3 separate regions of the Mus musculus genome follow, and regions 2 and 3 are each linked to region 1. A link is a loop called in an ENCODE intact Hi-C map of the cell type or tissue named here. Cell type or tissue: heart. All regions are shown on one strand. Each heading gives the region's core, and the rest is flanking DNA. Links, peaks and the distances in the headings are about the cores only.

Evidence for each region. A loop is a pair of places that touch in the nucleus more often than their neighbours do. Peaks named below come from ENCODE experiments on the same cell type or tissue, not always from the same donor. Only the 100,000 strongest peaks of a DNase experiment are listed, where the experiment ranks them.
Region 2: a loop joins it to region 1, with 3 times the contacts of the local background. A loop is called at or near these places in 3 of 42 quality-filtered maps.
Region 3: it touches region 1 in a loop (7-fold over the local background); 2 of 42 quality-filtered maps call a loop at or near these places.

Annotation. Positions count from the first base shown.
Region 1 is chr15:58,072,376-58,080,464 of GRCm38, forward strand. It overlaps Zhx1 (zinc fingers and homeoboxes 1), which reads right to left and starts at 4,133. Exons shown (of 4, transcript NM_009572.4): 1 at 3,782-4,133. In heart, for the core only: no CTCF peak of the experiment used is centred there; DNase peaks (open chromatin) are centred at 3,896 and 4,366; H3K4me3 peaks cover 2,848 bases; H3K27ac peaks cover 2,163 bases.
Region 2 is chr15:57,889,361-57,895,618 of GRCm38, forward strand. It overlaps Derl1 (Der1-like domain family, member 1), which reads right to left and starts at 3,058. Exons shown (of 8, transcript NM_024207.4): 1 at 2,783-3,058. The coding sequence starts at 2,935. In heart, for the core only: a CTCF peak has its summit at 2,991; a DNase peak (open chromatin) is centred at 3,171; H3K4me3 peaks cover 2,661 bases; H3K27ac peaks cover 1,609 bases.
Region 3 is chr15:58,211,177-58,217,434 of GRCm38, forward strand. It overlaps Fbxo32 (F-box protein 32), which reads right to left and starts at 3,716. Exons shown (of 9, transcript NM_026346.3): 1 at 3,320-3,716. The coding sequence starts at 3,435. In heart, for the core only: a CTCF peak has its summit at 4,184; DNase peaks (open chromatin) are centred at 405, 2,825, 3,845 and 4,005; H3K4me3 peaks cover 4,921 bases; H3K27ac peaks cover 4,875 bases.

The sequences.
Region 1 (8,089 bases), core at 1,542-6,541:
AAACTGGCCCTCAGAGCACAATGGTAACCCTAGATTTTTTTCAGTAGGTTGGGTTAGGAAGAGCAGTTCAATTACCTCCTTGGCTACATAAGGAGCTTGAGTCAGCCTGGGCTACATGAGACCCTCTCCAAAACAAAACAAAACAAAACTATTCAAACTTAGCTATGTGTTTATAATTATAGTACTCAGGAGAAGGAGACAGAGGCGGGAGGATTGAAAGTTCCAGGCCAGTCTGAGCTATATAGCAAGGATAGGACTTAAAAACACACATAAACAAACATTTATTCAGCTGACCTCCTTGAACAAAAGTCATTCTGAAACTGCCAATATATATTTGTTTTCTAAAATGTATCATTGTACTTGTTTAGGCCAAAGGTACATATCAGTTAAACATCTGTGTGTATATGTGTGTCTCTTCATGGCACATACATTGAAGAACACAGATGATATAAAATGACAAGATTAGCCCTAGACTCATTCTGTTGAACCAGGCTGGCCTTGAACTCAGAGATTCACCTGCCACTGTCTCCCAAAAGCTGAGACTAAATACATGTGCCACCACTGCCAGGCTGAATATCTTTTAAGAACATGACCAAGATCTGGAGAGAGGCTCAGTCCTTAAAAGTATTGGCTGTCCTTCCAGAGGAGAGAGGACCTGGGTTCAATTCCCAGCACCAACATGAAGGCTCACATCTGCCTATACCTCCAGTTCCACGGGATCCAGCCACCTCCTCTGCCCTCTGAGGGCACTGCATATCACGGTGCACAGATATACATGTAGACAAAATGCCCAAACACAAGCAATATTATAACTTTTTAAAAAGAGTGCATGAAAGTAGGGTCTGGAGAGATGGCTCAGCAGTTAAGAGCACTGGCTATTCTTCCACAGGTCCTGAGTTCAATTCCCAGCCCCCACATGGTGGCTCATGGCCATCTATAAAGGAATCTGATGCCCTCTTCTGTCATGCAGGTGCACATGTAGTAGAGCACTTATAAATAAATAAACTTTTAAAAAAAGAGTGCATGACAGTAAAAGAGAAAATACCTCATCACATCACTTTTCCATATGAGTGTGAATTAAACAAAACAGGAACTCTTTGAAACAAGCCTCCATGTGTATGCTATCAACTACATTAGTAAGACAGCAAACCTCTGCTCCTTTTCAGCAAAACCAAGAATCCTGAAAGGTAAAACCACTGTGACATCTTTCGTGTCCTACCCTCAAGCCAAGCAAGTTCAGATGCTTGGAGACGAAGCTACCGATGAGCATCTTCTACACAGACACATTTATGTTTTCAGCCTTAGCATATTTTCAAACCATCTGGTATCTATGTATGCCTCTCTGGTTTGCCAGACTAATCTGTTCAGAAGTGAGTATAACACTAGAGCTATATGCACTGTGGGAAAAGCAAAGAACAGCACATAGTTAAAGTTGGTGTTCCAAATGCTGAGCTATAAGCTGGTTATACCTGACCTGTATGTTTAAAGCATCTCTACCAAAAACATTAAGCTCTTTTGAGAATGTACAAATGGCTCAGGACTGTCATAAGTTACGGAAGTCACTAGGACTCTTGGAGTTTATTTTTTCTCATTTTGTTTGTTTGTTTGTTTCGAGACAGGGTTTCTCTGTGTAGCCCTGGCTGTCCTGGAATTCACTTTTTTAGACCAGGTTGGCCTCGAACTCAGAAATCCGCCTGCCTCTGCCTCCCAAGTGCTAGGATTAAAGGCATGTGCCATCATGCCCGGCTTTTTTCTCATTTTAATCTAAGCAGTCAAATAAAACATATCAAGAGGTAGTTCTATAAAAAAAATCATTGATAAATAAAATACTATAAATTCTATATTAACAAAAATGCCTAAGGGTCAGTGAGGTGTTTGGTCAGTAAAAACATTTACCACCAAGCCTGACAACCTGAGTCTGCTACCCAGAACTCCTGAAAGTTGTCGTCTGACCTCCACATGCAGGCAGTGGGATGTGCACATAACTGCACTCAAACACAAATAAACAAAAATGTAAAAAATTAGTATCTAAGATTGAGATGGTGGTACACACTTGTAATCCCAGCACTGACAAGGAAGAGGCAGGAGGACTGCCATGGCATCAAGGCCAGACTAGGCTATGTTTTGAAACTTCAATTCAAAACAAAATCTAAGATTATGCATTTTACTTTGCCTAAAATTAGTCTGTATACTTTTAAAATGCTTGGAGGATGGAGAGAGAAACTAAGATAAAAAATATTCATGAATGTCCTTTTCCTTATATGCCCTGTTACCCAACTACTGTCCCTGGCAGCACTCAGCCTTTCTTTCCTTCGCTTAAAATCTGGAATCAGAATTGCTTCTTTAGAAATAATCTATGTGCCAGTAGCCTTGTTTGAACAAACTTCTATTAATCCCCACTGCCAGTTTGAAATAATGACTTTTTCAAGGCATTTTAAAAAGAAACAGGTAATTACTACTGCATACAAATTAAAGTGTTAGGACAAAGACTTCTGAAATACAATGACCAGCACCACAAATAGAAAGGTGTACTTGTGTACCCCACAATACACAGTCTTTTCCTGGGGAAGGAGTGGTCCTTCCGGATTTTCATTTGCCATAATATTAATCTCCGAGAGAATTGCTTCTTCGAATTGCATGGAATCCCACCCTAAAAATGTCACAACTTCTCAATCGGCCTTTCTCATAATTTCCTCCTAAATTTTATCTCTTCTTGGTTTGTTTTGGTCTTGTCTTTTAGAGAAGGGTTAGTGACAGAAAAGTACTGTGAGCATTCCTACTTTATCTATGCTTCTTCTCTACATTCAGTTTTCCAATTGCTTTGCCCAGAGTAAGCTAAGGATAGCAAACAGAATCTTATTCTTCCGTTTGGTTCGTTTCTTACTGGTACCTTTGGAGTACCGAAACAAAGAATTCTAAGTCCCTCTCTTGGAACTTCGGTGTAAATACACAAGAAATGAGTCAGGGCTCGGCTTTCCTGCCATCAGACCCCAGTCCTTTTTATTCCCTCCTAGCCAATTCCCTTTAAGCCCCAAGGCTTGGAGTTTCCTCTGGTCCATCGCTCTCCCAAGTCTGCACTCCCGCTCCACTACCTAAGCAGAGACAAGTGTGTTTCCACCCTCTTTAATGAACTTCTCCCCTAAAAGCCTGCTCTTCCTCAAAATATACTTCGCACTATACTTCTTGGGGATGCAACTCCTGAGTCTTCTCTGCTGAGGTTTCCCGTTGCTCCGACCCCAAAGCCAGTGCGCTACAGTCCAGCCGGAGATCCTTGGCTGACTCTTCAGAGGGGGGCTGCGCCGTGTCCCCACGAGGTGGCCTCACGCCTCCGGAGGCCCAACGCTGGAGATCTTCCCCAGGACCCGCACGGTAGTTAGGGTCCGCTGTCCCAGAGACGTCCTTCCCCCCAGGGAGACCGGCTCCCCATCCCCTCTGCGCCCCCAAGTTACTCAGTGCTCTCCCAACCAAGGCGCTGGGGCTTTCCCTCCAAACCCTCCACCCAGAGCTCCGTCCTCGCTCTGACAACCCCCGAGAGAATCCGGGAGCTGCGACTCCGTCCGCCCCGCCGCGGGGCAGGCCCAGTTCCCCCCGGGTCCGATCTTGCGTGCCCCAGCACCGTGGGCTGGGTCCCGAAGAGGGGGGGGGTGTCTGTGTCCCGCTGCTGCCCCGTCCCGTGTCGCGCCAGCGCCCGCGCCTCTCGGCTTCCCTACCCGCCGCGAGTTCCTGCTCGGGTTCCACCCGCAACCGCGAGGCCCAGTCCCCAGCCCGCTCGCGCAGCTACCTGCAGGGGCCGCCTCGCCTCAGCGCCTCGCCGCCGCCATCTTGCATTTCAGAGCGACTGCACTTTTCAGGGAGTCAACTCTGACCCGTGAACCCTAACCCCGGAACCACTCGGAGGGCCCTCGCGCGAGGGGGCCCCCCACGGAGCTCTGCAGCCCGGCAGAAGCGCCGAGAGGCCAGGCCAGGGTGCGAGAGAGACTCCGCTCCCTGAACCCACAAGGGCCGCGAGGAGGAGCCAGCCGAGGCGGGGACGAGCCGGGCACCCCACTCGAGGACTCCGCCGCTCCTCTGGGATGCGACCCAGGCCGCTCCTCTAGAACCGGGCGCTGCGGGAGGTGTGCGCCGCCCCGCCCTCTGTCAGGGAGAGTCACGCCCCCTGTCAGGAGGGGGCCACGCCTCTGTCACTAGAAGCCACGCCCCGTCGCGAGAAGCTCCTCCTCCAGGGCCTGCGAGGCTCCGCCCCGTTCAAGCGATTGCTCGGCCAGCGGTCGTCAGAAGTCGGACCCCGCCTCCCGCGACCTCGGTCGCTTTCTTCCCTTGAAACTGCCTAGGTCCTCCGAAACCAACCCCATCTCTCCCGGAGCCGGCGTCCTAAGGCCCCGCCCCTCCCTAAGCCACGCCCACTGTCACTCTCGGCTCCTCCTTGGCAGCGCCCTCTGGATGCCAGCCGCGCCCCCACCCGCTGTCAACAGTCCCGCGCTCCTGTCAGCCGCTGCTCCGCCTCTTCCTAGCCCGAGTCCAGCAGGAGCCCCGTAGTTCCAGCTTTGGACGGGAAAAGTTAAGTGTGGCCCCACTTGGAGCCTCCCGCCTCTGCTTCCTGCTGCCGTCCCTCTTTCCCCGGAGAGCCACTGACTGAAGCCGAGCTCTCCGCAGTGGGCACCAGCCCCGCAGCGCGGCCAGCCGAGGACCTCAGCGTCTTCCCCACCTCTGCCCTTCAGCCCTCTCGTCATTGTTCCATTGAATATAACAAACGAGGGCGAAAGGAAACCACTCCGAGTGTTCGCTCCTGTACTCGCCGCTCCGGACGGACGTAAGAGAACTCTTTGGCGCCTGGATGTTTAGTCCCCACCCCCATTCCAGTCATGGACCCTTTTGTGTTTTGATAGCAGAGCTCCACCAAGCCACACCAGCCCGAAAATTTGCACTCTGCATTTACATGAAGGGAAGACCTGGCTGCTGATATCAACGTGCACAATATTTAGTTGCATCCTAAAATTCTAAAACTTGTGTATGCTGAGGCTTAATGGTCTCACCAGCAGAGGAACCCAACCCTGTCCCACTCTCGGCCCATTCTTAAAACAAAAATTAATAGCGCTCAAGCCCCTTGAAACTAAATTCAGAATGCAAACTACTTATACAAAGAATTTAAGAAATCAGTGTAGTTTTTAATAGAAAGTGGTTTAATGGAAAGTATTTATAATACAGTACTAACATCAGTAAAATAAAACAATGCATTCTCCACAATGTATTTAATACACAATGTGTTTAAATACACAATGTATTTATGTATCCCTCATAAGAAAAATACAAGACAAAAAGTTACACACACACACACCAGTTTATGCTCACCCCAAAGACAGTTCCAGGTCCACTGAGAATCCCAGTTTAGGATTTAACTCTGAACAAAGAAAATATTTTAAATTCAGATATTCAACCTTTTGTTCATGCATTCAACCATTTGCTTTTTGAGGACCACATGTGCCGGACACTAAAGGAGATGTAAAACTGAGTAAGGCCATCCTGTTGTCCGTTGGTATCTAAAAGGGATTGTTCTGGAACCCTCCATGATACCCAAATAGAGTGTTGTTCAAGTCCCTTAAATAAACTGGTATGGAATTTGCATATAATCTGTGCACATGCCCCGATGGAATTTACCTCATCTCTATTAGGATGATGTAGACACCAGGCAAAGAGCTGCTGTACTGTAACTGTTTAACATACCGAGACAAGAAAAAAAGTTGACTCGTTCAGCAGAGATGCATGATTTTTTTTTTCCTGAACATTTTGATCCACAGTTGGTTGAATCATAGATGTGGAAGCCATGGATCCGGAAGGCTCTGTTCTGTCTTCCAGGATCTTACAGACTAGATGCTAGGCAAAAACACATGCTCATAGAATACATCAAAGTGAAAATTGAGGAGAATCTGAAGTGGCTGAGGCATATGGACTTCGCTTTCTAGCTCTCTCTCTCTCTCTCTCTCTCTGTTTCCCTTTTCTTATTCCTCCTTTTTAGCACTAGTTTATAGTCTTATCCCTCTCTCTCTAAAGCAGCCAGCCTGTTTCACTCCCCAAAGCCTCCCAATTTAAGGTCACTCCCACAGGGCATTTCTGTCCAGGAAAACAATTTCAATAGCACAGTGCTGGGAACAGTATCCCTGGCTGAAGTGCTGCCAATTATCTGGCATCCTTGCACAAAGCAAGACTGTTACCAGCACTTGAGAGAGAGAGAGAGAGAGAGAGAGAGAGAGAGAGAGAGAGAGAGAGAGAACGTTGCAGACTTAAGCAATATGCATATATGTTTCCCATAGCAGATTGTGCCAGCCCACATAAATCTGTTTAGAGACCACGCTTACAGGGTAACTTGTTTCTATTAAAATAAACTCATTTATAAAAATTGTAAATATGACTGATTTTAACAGCTGCGCAGCTCCAGAAGTGAGTTTTAACCGCGGATTGGCACAGTGAGAAGCCTAGAGTTTTTATGCACAAACTTGGCGGCTTGTCATCCCCAGACGAGCATGACAAGACTTCAGCCCTGTTAGAGATGAGAAGTCGTTCAGTAGGGTTCTAAAAAGCACAGCGCTTTTGCTCTTCAGAGCCCACCCCACCTTTGGAACACTGAAGAGAGTGTTGGGAGAAAATGAAGCCCTTGGAATAAAAAGTGGTAAACGCCAGCCTGGTCTGAGGAACAGACTTCCAGCAGCTCTGTTTGTAGGCACGTCCCTCTGTTGTTCTTTTTCTTCTTTCTACCCTTGGGGGGGGGCAGTTTTTAAAACATGATACCATAAAACAGACCAAAAATACATCAAACTAAGACACTTTAAACATTTGACTATAGTTAGGGGAGCTTGAGAAATATGCCCTAATGGAAAGGTCCCACAATTCTCTGATGGCTAGTTCAGAGGGTGAACAACAACAACAAAAGATGATCATTCTAAATGTTGTTCCCCCAAACAAGCTTTCAAAGTCAGCTTTAGGACAAGTCCTTTCCTGTTCCTCTAACTGCACGTTCCATGTAAATAATAAACGTATGGTAATGGCTGGAGAAATGAGTACTGTGCTCCTCCTGACAGTTATAAAAATCCTCCCCCTGCCCCACTCCTTTCTCTAGCACAGAAGTATAGCTGGGAACCCAGGACAAGAAAATCTAACTTCTGCATATGGAGTTGAAGAGTAACATATTGTTAGGCTTTATAACTGAATCATGGTGCCACCTAGGTTGGTCTACCTATTAGGGTATAAATTTATTTCTACAAAAAAAAAAAAAAGTCTACACTAAACAGTCTGGAAAACACAAAACAGCAGTGTGTGTGTGTGTGTGTGTGTGTGTGTGTGTGTGTGTGTGTGTGTGTTTATCTCACTATGTAGCACAGCTGTCCTTGAACTCACTTTGTAAACTAGGCTGGCCTTGAGCTCACAGAGATGCAGCTGCTTCTGTCTCCTGAGTGCTGGAATTAAATGTGTATGCTACTACCCCTTGTTTCAAAAAGAATGACTTTTTAAAAAACATTATAGGCCTGGAGAGATGGCTCAGCAGTTAAGAGCACTGTCTGCTCTTCCAGAAGATCCTGAGTTCAATTCCCAGCAACCACATGGTGGCTCACAACCATCTGTAATAGAATCTGATGCCCCCTTCTGGCGTGTCTGAAGACAGCTGCAGTATACTCATATACATAAAATAAATAAGTCTTTAAAAATAAAAGGGCATTATAATAATACACATGAGAGCAAGAAAAAGAAGAAAGAAACTGCACTCCACATCACTTAATATGGTATTAAATCTCCTTTCTTAGCCAACTAATAATTTTTAATTTATTTATTCACTTAATTTACAACCCAATATTAGCCCTTCTTCTCCCCTCACACAAGTCCTCCCCCTATCCTACATTCCTCTCTGGGTGTCACCCCCTCATTCCCACTCTCTCACTCCCCAACCCCTGGTGCATCCTCTTCCACTGAGGCTAGACAAGGTGGACCATTTAGGGGAATGGGATCCACAGGCAGGCAGGCAGGCAGGCAACAGGTTGTGAGCCACCATGTAGTTGCCGGGAATTGAACTCAGGACCTTCGGAAGAACAGTCAGTGCTCT
Region 2 (6,258 bases), core at 1-5,000, 180 kb before region 1:
GGTTTCTACTAGGCTTGTTACAATCTGCACCTGAGGGGCTGGTGTATCCACACAAGGTGTGACACAAATGCTGTCTCCAGTGGGTTCCTGTTTGGTTTTGTTCAAACATTATTACATCTGTAGCTTATTAGAAAAGCTTTTGATGTTGGTTACTCTAGCAATCTGACTACACAAGTGAGCAAGATTTCACAAGGCTCAGAGAGTCAGTTTTGACCACGTTCTCATAAAATGATTTACAGCCAACGCTCCCCGTGCACTCACATTACCCAACATGCCACTGGGTACAAGGTTCACAACAGCACTCTGCCAAAACACATTTATTAACGCAATTATTTTCTTAACACATAACAACACTAAACAATTCAGGCTAAGCTTTAGACTCATGTTCTTACAACTGCTGCAGGAAGTCTCTACTGGGCTGCCTGGAAAACACCTCGAGATTTAACACTCATCAAAGCACACCATTAATCCACACTTCAAACCAAACCCAAGCCCTGCTAAGCATTCCCACACTCAGTAAAGTAAATGTGTATGTCTCTGAGTCCATCGCCCAGTGCTCCCGACACACTGACTTCACTCTGAGTGAGGAATCAACTTCCAGTGTTTTGTTCCAATCCCCCCAGGTGCCACGGGTGCTCTCAAATCAAAGGTGGAAGGCAGAGGATTTCCTGGCATGTGCAGTGCCCGAGGCTTGATCCTTAGTGCTACAGAAACTTAGACTGTTAGCCTCTTACCTTGAACTACAAGGCCCTCTACGACTCACCTGTGCTTTACAGCACAGACCCCAGGGTAACGCCCTGTCTTCATCTACCAGGCTTCCCACTTCACTTGGCTCTCTACTTGGTACCCGGTGTTCTTTCTATTCCCATTTTTTGCCTAGTTTCCCAGTTTACTATTAGTTCTTTCTGAAAGACTGGGTCCAAAAGCCAGACTCAAAGACATTTTCAAGTGTTCTCTTAGATTTTTCGGAAACACTGGTACCTTGAACGATGTCCTTAGCAGTATGCCTCCCTCTGTTTTTCTCATAGGATCAGGAACCTCTGTCCTATTTGCCGTTGTAGACAAGGGCCCAGCACATAGCAAGCTCCCAGAATGTCCACGAACTCAGGCAATACACAAGCAGATGCTATGTGCCCAGCACTCATCTAGGTTCTCAATGGGAAGTGAACTAGCAAATACCAGCAGGTGGCATGTCGCAAGAAAAAGGGAAGGGAAGGGAACAGTGAAGGAGGAACACTCTGATGGACAGCAATCAGAGAAGGCCTACAAGGGAAAATGGCATTTGGGCAGAGACCTGAAAGACACACATGAAAGTGAATGAGCCATGACTACCTTTTTCAGGGAGAGAAATAACATGTGCAAAGGTCCTGGGGTCAACTTAGGTACTGCAACAGCAAGCCCTGGCACGGACTTTACCCATCCCAGTTCACAGATATGGGAGGAGTCTCAGGAGACTGACAGGACATGATTTCTGTTCTCACACGATTGCCCCGGCTGCTCAGCAAGAACAGAAAGAGCAAAGCCGGCATGCTAACAGCTTTCGATGGAGAAAGGCCTGGATTCCGAATAGACAGCTGAGGCAGAATCAGCTGTCTAAGCTGACAGATTCTGGGGTGGGGAAAAGAAGTCAAGAGGCCATACAAGATGTGCATCTCGATGGCAGAGCACTCAGCTAGCACGTGCTATGCTCTGGGTTTGAGTCCCAGCACTAAACAGGAAACCCAAAAAAAGAACTCAGGGATGTCTCTATGACTGCTAAACCCCCCTAGCAAACACAGTTGCTATTTGCAAAGATGAAAGGGAGATTTGATTATATGTCTACTGGTCACCAGGTGGTGATTTCCACCACTACAATAAAGATACTCACATATCCGACAGTCTCCCATTCATGTGTTTATGCCCCTTGTATGATAAAGATCTAAGTCCAAGGGATGGACTACAGAGGATCCTATAACGGACTCCAAGAGCATATCCCAACATCTGGGTGAGGAAAATGAGAAATCAGCAAAGGAGACGAGAAAATAACATCCAGTGGAAAGTAGAAAGAGAAGGCTAAGGAATGTGTGGAAATCCAGATCTAATATAATCTGAGCGTCCCCTGATTAAATTTTTATATCACAGAATCAATAAAAATAACCTCTAGGAAACTAACATTCTTTGGCTTAGAATGATAATCTTGACTAATATCCTTAATGCTTAAGAAAATTAGTATCTCCCGTTTCCTGAGTAGTTTATTCATTCACTGGTAACATTTAACGGCTATATGCCAGGTGATCGGATAGGGCCCGTAGGAAATACAGATAAATTAATTCTTATTAATATCTGCCTTTACACCACTGCTTTAGGGAGGAGAGAGAAACTGTAAACACGCTAACAACCCACGCAGAATTATGTCAAGTAGACACCACTGATTAAGATGGCATCGCCACCCACGACATAGATAGAAGGAGGGAGGAAGACATTCAGGTAGGTGGGCCCAATTTGCCAACAGAATGGCAACTTACCTCTCACTTCAGAGTGCGGAAGGCGGGAAGTACAATCTTGCCAGACAGGTATTGTGAGTCACGTCCTAGCAGGCCAGTCCGCGACTCTAAATTATCTAAGCCTTAACACTCGACCCCAGGACCTCCCGGGACCCAAAGGACCCCAGCCTTAAACCCCTGGAGGCGGACGCACTACAGATCCCACCAGCCCCAGCGCGCCCCGCAGCCCGGCGAACCCGTTCCGTAGCCGCGGGGACACCTGGGGGCTGTAGTCTCCACCGCCCTACGCCAGCTACTACCTGGAAGCGATAGAGGAAGGCTTCGGGCCAGAGGAAGAAGTAGGCCGGGCTGATGATGCCGAGCTTGCCGATCAAGGGGACAGCAACGGTGGCAGCAAACCAGTAGCGCGTGATGGCCGGGATGCTCCTGAACCAGTCCCCGATGTCCGACATGGTCGCCCGTCAGGTGACCGGCTGCGCAGCGCCGCGCGTCCTCCCGTGCCCACCCCGCGCTCCGCGGCCGGCTTGGCCAGGGAAAGTGGAGGCGCAGCCGCTGTGCAGGAGGCGGAGACCGACGGACGTGGCGCCACCGAATTCGGACAAGCTAGGCAGCGATCACAAGAGAAACTTCCCCTTCCGGTGGCCGCGGTCCACGTGACCAGAAGTGTCCCGGCGGCTTAAAGGGCCAGTGCCGTTTTTGCAGCTCAGTACCGGGACTCGACGTCCTGGGGTGGGGCCAAGCAGGAGAGGCGGGGCGACGACGGCAAGGCTAGTAGGAAACAGTGGTTACCCAGAGCAACGGCCAGTCTTGCAAACCAATGGGGAAGCTACATGCCCTAGTTCTCCCCGGAGTTGTAATCGGAGTAGTGCCTCTTGAAGAGTATTTATTTAAAGGGAAAGGAAGAGATAGCGCATATAGTTCCTCATTTAGTCACAGCTTCAGGCAAATTTTTAGACACTGGGGATGCAGCTGCGGCTGTGAGCACGGTAGCGGTACCTGAACTTTGCAGTCTCAGGGTAGACAGAAAAGCAAATGAGTTATGAAGAAGAATTTCAGAGGATACGGGAAAAGATTAGGATGATGGGGGGGCTAGAGTGGCAGCGGAGGACTGGGAAATCTTGAGACGCATTTGAGACCGCATTTATAATTGGACATGATCTGGTTCATTGGGGGGCTTTAAATTAGAAATGAAGATGGTTGTTTTAAACAAATGGTGGAAAGATACCGATTTCACTAGAACTTTTATTCAGTTGCTGGTTTTTGTTGTTGTTGTTTTGGTTTGGTTTTGTTTTTTTGAAAATATGGTTTAGGATCAGTAAAACTTTCCGTAAAGAACATAGGTGTAAACTGACCTGTAGTAAACTAAGTATCTGAACTTACTGCAATCAAAGAGATTGCTCACCAAAGAACCCTGGACCCATTTCTCTAAACAAAATCCAAAATCATCATTATTGGATGGTGGAGGGAGAGGAACTGTCGGCCAAACTGGAAGAGGCAGTGCGTTGTAAACACAGAGCTGAGGTGTAACATAATTACCATCAGGTCTGGACAATAAGAAAAGAAACAGACTCGGTGTTCTCAGATCGGGAAAAAAAAATTCCTCAAACTTAAAAAATGTGAAATTTGGGCTCTGGAAAAAAAAATTATTTAACGTTGTAAAGGAATTGAAAATCTTAGGTCCAAGTGGCCCACGTGACTCACATCCTCCAGGCAAAGACGAGGTCCATGTGCATTTCCACATACTTTCCAGTGCTCCATTATTTCAAACACTCTAGAAACACTGGCGTTTATACTGTGACAAACCACTTCTTAGCAGTACCTAATGTTGTGAAAGTCACTTCATCTCTCTTTGGGGTCCTTGCCTTTAGAAGGACCTGGTAACTGGACGGTAGAGATGGCTCACATGGGAATGCACCTCAAAATGAGACATCCACATAAAAGCCTAGGAAGGAGTCCAAGGTAGATGTGGGGGAACAGGCAACCCCACACTCAGAAAGCTTGAGAGCAAGAGTTTCAGGACATCCCAAACTGCATAGCAAGATTCTGTCAAAAAAGCAGAAGGAAAGAAGAAGAAGAAGAAGAAGAAGAAGAAGAAGAAGAAGAAGAAGAAGAGGAGGAGGAGGAGGAGGAGGAGGAGGAGGAGGAGGCTGGGGAGATGGCTCAGCAGTTAAGAGCACTTTCTGCGCTGCAGAGGACCTGGGTTCTCTTCCTAGCACCCACATGGTGGTTCACAGTCACCCATAACTCTGGTTCCAAGGGATCTGACCTTACCTCAGTTCTGTAGGCACCAGGTACATGCATACACCATGTGCATGCATGCATGCAGGCAAGACACTCATATACATAGAAATCATTTTTACACCTTTTTTGAGATGAGGCTTTTCTGTGTAGTCTTTACTATTCTGGAACTTGTTCTGTAGATCAGACTGGCCACAAACTCACAAAAGGTCTGCCTACCTCTGCCTCCCAAGGGCTGAGATTAAAGGCAGTGCGCCATCATACCTGGCTTGATTTAAAAATAAATAAATAAAAATAAAAGCCCATTTCCTATTATTTCTATTTAAAAAAAAAACCCTGAAATTAGAAAAAAATTGGAGAGATGCCAACAGTCAAAGTCACAAGGCTGGCTAGAGCTGAAGCTCCATATTGTAGGCTCCCTAATGCTGACAGGCGGGGCCTAGTGACTCAAGCTGAGAGCCTGTCCCAACCATCATCCAGGAGCACTGTCCCCAGGGGATGCCCGAGACAGGATCACATATTTCTTTAAGAAGTTCACAGCATATTGGCAATAGGTAATTAATCCTCAGCATATTGGCAATATGTAATTAATCCTCCTGTTGAATAACAGGCCAGTTAGCCCCACCTTGCAAATGGAGATGCCATGGCAACAATCAGGACATCACTACCTCTCCCAGCAGAACCAGTCCTGCCTTTTAGTCACAGCTATGGGAAGTTTCCAAACCTTGACACTCTGGACTAGGAGATAAAGGGGCTGCCTCGCAATGTACTAAGTATGTGTTTATTACTCTTGATGTCTTTGTATGTGTGCACATATACTAACATACCCGTGTATGTATATGTGTGTTATAAAGTCAGTCTGTTAAAAAGCAACCTGAAGCTGGGCGTGGTGGCACACGCCTTTAATCCTAGCACTCGGGAGGCAGAGGCAGGAGGATTTCTGAGTTCGAGGCCAGCCTGGTCTACAGAGTGAGTTTCAGGACAGCCAGGGCTATACAGAGAAACCCTATCTCAAAAAAAAAAAAAAAAAAAAAAAAGAAACCAACCTGAATTCCATGCTTCCTTCTGTTGTTGGTTGTTTGTGTGGTGCAGACAATTCACTAACTAAGCTGATTCATCCCTCCCACCCACCCCCCAAAAACTAGTTCATTACCTGGTGCGTACACTGAGATGGTTTGCTTTAAGAACCTACCGTATACCAAGTTCTGCACTTGCACTTTGATAGTTCACCTTGCTTAACATAGTAATACCAATAGATGAGTACTATAATTATGCAAACTACAAAGCAGGCGAAAGTTCTCAAGGTCACTTCGAATGCTGAGATCACAATTGTCATCAAATCCATAGAGTTGGGCACAACAACTCTCCTTTATGAATCCAGCCATTAAGAGGCTGAAGCAGAAGGTTATGTGAGTTCAGGGCTAGCCTGGGCTACAGGGTGAAACCTAATCTCAAAAAATCTCAAAGTGCCAAGTTTGATAGTCTGAGTTGGGTATCTGCAACTCCATATGCTGGAAAGAGAGAACACCCACAGGTT
Region 3 (6,258 bases), core at 1-5,000, 140 kb after region 1:
AGACAATAAGTAGGAAAACTGGTGCACAGACAGAGGAGGGCATGGGAAACAAGAGGTTTATTTCTTACTTCATTTGTAATTAAGAAAAAACACTTAAAACCATTTCCTGACCCAAAGCAGTTATTATTTAGCCCTGATTATGTCCAGTGAGATTTTTGATGCTCAAAGTCATATCTAGGTTGCCAAACTTGAAAAGGCTACTTCCTGGATTGCTTTGGGGAAACAGACTAGCGCAGGAGGCTTATTACAATAGTGCTCTGCACAGGGTTAAGTGCTTGTAAAAATATCTCTATTATTTTTCTTCAAGGTATCAAGGCCAACTTCCTCCTTCCTGGGCCAGCCTTAGCAACACACAGTATGTAACTCTGGAACGGGCGTTTAACAGCAGAAGTGCAGGCTTGGAGAAGAGAGCTGAGATTACTCATCTTGGAGTTGGGGCGGGGCAGGGGTGGTTGGGGAGGAGGCAGTGTTGGTCACCTCAACCATCACTTCCTTGAAGCATTCTTGGATGGCCCCAGCTTGTACAGTGTTCCTTCCTTGAAATCCTAGTTGTGCCTCACAAACCAACAGTCTCAACTTTTTGTTTGCTTTCGGAGATAGGGCTTCTCTGTGTAGCCCTGGCTGTCTTGGAACTTGCTCTGAGGACCAGGCTGGCCTTGAACTCAGATCCACCCCCCTCTCTCTGTCTCTGTGCCTCTGTTCTGGGATAAAAGGTGTGTACCATCACAGCTGGGCTCAGATGCAACTTTTTAAAGGGTCAGCTTTAAGCTTATCTAAATTCTTCTATGATCTCAGGAGGTTATTTGGCTATTCGGAGACTGCAACATTTGGCTGTTGGAGGGCAGGGCCCTCGACCACAGAGACAATGGCCAGCAGAGTCTATTTAACAGGTGTACTGTGCAGACAAGCCATGGCTTAAACAATAACCCCGAGAGAGTATGCCTTTATTCTTTACTCTTGCTGGGCAACTTTCAGGATTGTCCGTGGAATTAGAGAAGCCTCAATAGTTCAGTTTACAGTTCACCCACCCTCTTTTATAAAGGACCTGCCTTCTGTTTTCTTAGAACAAGAGAGGGCATTCAAGCTCACCTGTGCAGCCAGGCACTGGGCCCAAACCTTACATCACAGGAAAACCAAGACGGAAAACAGCGAGATACCCGAGATCACAAACCCAGACTCAGAAGGCCACTGCTTTTAAGAAGTTGGCAGACTCTTCTGCTGTGGAAGGAGGGGATTGTTTATGGTTGCTGGGGGAAAAAAATACCCTGCAAACAGTCAGCTGCTCTGCTGAGAGGCAGATGACCAAACCATTCCTCAACTGTGACTCAGCAAAGGACCACAGGTGGCCAGTGTATTGATCACTGCTGAGACCATGATGACTGAGAGTGACTGCTTCAGCTCCCAGGTGTGACCCACAAGAAAAGAAAGCGGATCAGGAAGGGACAAAAGGACAGGGTTTTGTTTTGTTTTCTGTATAGCCCTGGCTGTCCCAAAACTCAACTCTGTAGACCAGTCCTAGGCCTCAGACTCAGAGATCCAGCTGCCTCTGTCTCCCAAGTACTGGGATTAAAGGCGTGCGCCACCACCGGGCCTCAGAGGCAGATTTAACTTCTTCAGATATTTTGGAATAGGGAGAGTGAGGTGTCCTATTTCTGTCTCATGGAGCAAGGATGGAGTGAGCATCCAGATGAGATGGGGTCTCTCCAGTTTAGTTCCCAGCCTGCTGAAACACAGCGGGCTGTTATCCTATTTTACTAGGGGAAGTCAAGATAATGCAGTGGGCTGGACCCCTGCTGCGTCATCCTGGAAAGAAGCTAAGCTTTTTATACAGAAACAAAGAGCTGGGATGTTAGATTCAGGCTCCGAAGATGGATGGTTCCAAGGAGGAGAACGCTTCTGGTGCACCCCCTTCTCACTTAGTTGAGGAAAAAGTATTAGGTATAACCGTTAACTTCATTCGCTGGGAAACAGTCAGGTGACAATGGTTGGTAATTTATCTGATTTTCTGTGAGTAAGAGTTCTTTAGAGTGTTCTAAACTCCCCTGGGACTTGCAAAAAAAAAAAAAGGACCTAACACAAGGCTAATATATTTGATTCTCCTGGAAGGCCCTAAGTTCAGGGAACTGTTTCACCTCATTAGGAGACAAAGGGAATTCAAGCATTACAAATCACAAACAAATGGGAGGCCCTGGAGGTCCCACTGGTTTCTTGATAATTAATTACCAAACCTTTATTCAAGCAACCATTGGCAAATCTCACTCAGCGTCACCTGGCACACTCACAAAAGTCTCTGTTGAAGTCAGCTTAGGGATGCAGGTTGTGTGTGTGTGTGTGTGTGTGTGTGTGTGTGTGTTAATCAAAGGACAGTGGGAGGAGAGAGCACCGAAAGGTGACTTCAACTGCACCAGCGCCTCCAAACAAACTTCTGTCGGTTCCTCAGGTGTCTCAGGGAGTCAGCTGTCCAGGCTGGGGATTGATTCTTGACCTGATACTCTATGAGTGGGCACTTGTTCTGACCTCAGATTTCACTAGACAGCGGAGCTCAGGTGAAACTTCAAGTCTGGGTGGTCTTTCTGCAGCGGGCAGGCACCACTAAGGATGGGAGTGTGCTCACGGTATAAAGACCGAAAGGGCCACGGAGGAAACAGGTGCAAGTGTCTGGTCCTTCCTGAAGCAGAGCACTGTTCTTGCATTTCTTCCCTGCCTCCCTCCGCAGCCCCTAAGCGTTACCACAACGACCCACTCCGCAAGCTGTCCCGGGGCCCATCGGCTGCCCCTCCCAGTCACTTTTTTTTTTTCTCGGCCCACTCAGCCGTCGACTGCGCGTGGGAAGAGCCTTCAAGCACTCATGGCAGGGCCCGTCATCCGGCTTGTGACTACTACCGCTCTTGTACTCTTGGGGTCCTGTCATAGGACAGTGAAAGGCAAACAGCCAAGTCGCTAGCACCCACTTAAAACAGTGACTGCAATTGCGGGATCTAAAGGAAGAGTCCATGAGTTGTGCGCCTGTGTTCAAGTGTTTAGGGACATAATCCCCTATTGCCAGATTGAGGGATCCTGGGTTCTGTATGGGATCTTTTCTGCTGGGAGACACTGTCCTTGATCAGGAGGAGACACTAAATTACCCATCTCTCGGGTTCTGGCGACCTTTACCGAAATCCCGGCACCTCACTCCTGTCCCTTCAGTCGGAAGCCCCCTCTTTATTCTGGCCCAGACCTGCTTGCCCTCCTTCACCTGCCCCTGAGGTGTGCACTTCCCCCTCGTCCCCGACCAGCTAAAATCAGTTTTGTGGGGCTGGAAGTCGGCGAATGTCCTCACCTGCTGAGGTCGCTCACGAAGCTGCCGCTTTTCTCATCCAAGAAGCGCTTCCAGCCGTCCGCCGTCTTCACCCAGCTCTGGCCCGGGGACCGCCAGTCCTGCCCAAGGAACGGCATGGTACAGAGCGCGGACGCGACCGACGGACGGGACGGATTGACAGCCAGGAACCGGCCTGGCTTGCCCAGGGTATGCGGCGCGTTGGGAAGATGCTGGGGAACGACGCAGGCGGCGACCGGGACAAGAGTGGGTCAACTAGTGTGGAGGGCTGCGGATCCTGGGTGGGCGCGGGGATCCTTGCACTCACAGGGGCGCAGGCGTTGGGGAAGGTCGCCTCCTGACTCTGGGAATGCTGAGCGGCTGCCCGAGCGCAGTATTTATCCCGGGCCGCTGCCCCGTCTCTTTGTTGCCGGAAGAGCCGCCTGCTCTTAGCCCGCCCCCCCCCCCCCGCGCCCCGAGGCCACGTGGCTTTGTTTATAGGCTCGCCTTGTTTTCCGAGGCGCCCGCGGCTCTCGCTCTGCTCGCAGTTGCACAACCTTGCGTCCGTGGAAACTTGAAGCCGCATGGCCAGGCCAGATGTCCCGCTGACCCTCGGTGCCCTGGCACCTCTGCACCTCCCCTACTCCCCCATCAGGCGTAGCTGTCGCCACCAAGATCCTGGTCTTGCACTCGGCACTAGGTCCCCTCTACGGGTCCCGGACAAGCAGGGTGTAGCAAGGAAGCCTAGAGAGTTGGGAACTGTCAGTCCCAGAGGGTCTGGAAGCTGCGGGACCGATCTTTGCAGGCAGATCAGCCTTGGGGGAGGCCAGAACGTCTGGGGACGGGTAGGGGTGCATTCTTTGAACCTCTCTTACTGCCAGTACCGACTCCAGGCGCCAGGGTGTGCTAAGTGAAAGAGGGGACCCAGTGCGGTAGGGGCGGGGAGGGACTACCCCCACTCCTTCCGCCTTAAAGCTGTCATTTGATGCGTTTGCTGTCAAGCTCGACTACCCCAGTGGCAAAGGAAGGGGAAAGAAGAGGCCCCCGCAGCGTCCGGACCCCATGGCGTTGAAGTGAAGAGCTGAGACAGTCTTGGGTCCCACTCTGAGGGACTCTGGGCAAGCAGCGCTGGCGTCGAGGCGCCTGGCTCAGAACAAAGCCTCCAGGGTCGTGGAGTCAGGAAGGAGTCTCAGGCTACACTCGCTGCTCCAGTGCCCCAGGGTTGGGCTTTTTTGGCTGTGGAACCACAGGAACCCTTCTTTCTCTTCCTTTACGCAGAGTTCAATTCCTGGTGTTCTCTGATTTCTAGCTATAAAGTCCTCCTGGGTTTCACGGCCGCTTCAGAAAGGGAAGAGAGTCTGTTAAGAGCTTATCTCTCCTAACACGAGGGGGTGGCCAGTCTGTTTTTCAGGTGAAAGGCTGTGGGGTCCTCAGAGAGGGTTAAGTCCGTGATTACCTAGGGTCTTATGCTACTTCTCAACTCAGAGCGATCCTCCCTGTTATGCAGAACATAACTCCCTTTTAGTCTAGAGACATCTCAGCCCAGTGCCTTACCACCAGGCACAGAATTGGCCATTCATAACCATCCCATCTTCCTCCATCCTCTGAGAGAGTGTGCATTTGTGTGCCCGCGGTGGGCAGAGGTCAATGTCAGGTGTCTTCCTTGCTCACGTTTGTCCCTATTTATCTTTGGGTCAGACTCACTGAGCCTGGAGCTCTCTATTGTCTGTACTGGCAGGCCGATGAACCTCTGATTCTTTGGATTTTGTCTCCCAGCACCAGGATAAAGATATAGGTGCTTTAATGGGTTGGTTTGTTTGTTTGTTTGCATGGGTGCTGGGGGTCTGAGCTCAGGTCCTCAAGACTGTTCATCAAGCACTGTGTCCATGGAGACACTGTTAATCGTGATTTGCACGGGGAGGGGGTGGGCAATTCTACCACGTTGAGGCAAATTTGAAGCAAGCTTTAATTAAATACTGACCAGGATAAATTTTGGTCAGGACCACTCTCTGGAATTCCCAGCGTGGCGGCCCCTAGACATGTTTTACAGAGGCTTTGAAGGCCATTGTATTTTCCCAGGTGGCTTTGATATTTTCCAAGGACTACAACTCCCAGCATTCTAAGGAATTACCTAGTCCTTGTTCTTTGGCCGGTGGGGCTTGCAGGTTAATTTTTGGGTCTTATGATATCTCTCTACCAAATCAACTCACCAGTCTCTCCATAGGCAATTCTTGTGTGAATAAGTGACTACTGCTTTAGGGTGACTTCTGGCCTCCCATCATTACTAGTCAGACCTGGGAAGTCACATTCATCTGGACCTACGGTGGCACTGGGCAGAAGCAGAGAAATAAAAGCATGCTAGAGAATTAGCTTCCAGTTCTTTTCTTCCACAGCCCTGCCTCTGTAGCCAGTGGCAGTGTCTCTTCTACTGTGCCTTGAGGCTGGATAGGCCGAGGAACCGAGTGTGTCTTGTGGGTTCTGTGTTGCAAGGGGGAAGGAGATGTTTTTAATAAAGTCTGTCTTCAAGTAGCCAGGATTTTCTGAGTTTGGTTTCCCACCATAAATAATTTATTAGTGCAGCAATAATAAAAATGGCTTGTAAAAGGCCCGCAGAAGATCCCAAACAAATGTTAAAACACCAACCAGGCTAAGAGATGAGGCAATGCTGGGGCTGAGCTTTTTGGGGGGAGAGCTGATATCGGCAAGAGAATACAATTAAGGGATGCAGTTATTAAAGATGTAGGGGGCTCCTTCCAGGGAGAAACCACAGGGGTCCAGAAGACAGAGGATTTGAGTCCAATTCTACGAAAGCAGCTTGCGCTTTGGTGGATGAACAGCAAGAGGCTCCGGGTACTCAAGGCGATGTTGTCGGAGGCAGAGATGCCGGCCTTTCAGATCATTTAGAAAGTGAAGTAGTTGGGGGCTATTAGTGCCGTTTTTTCTCTTCCCTCTTTGTAGTAGGT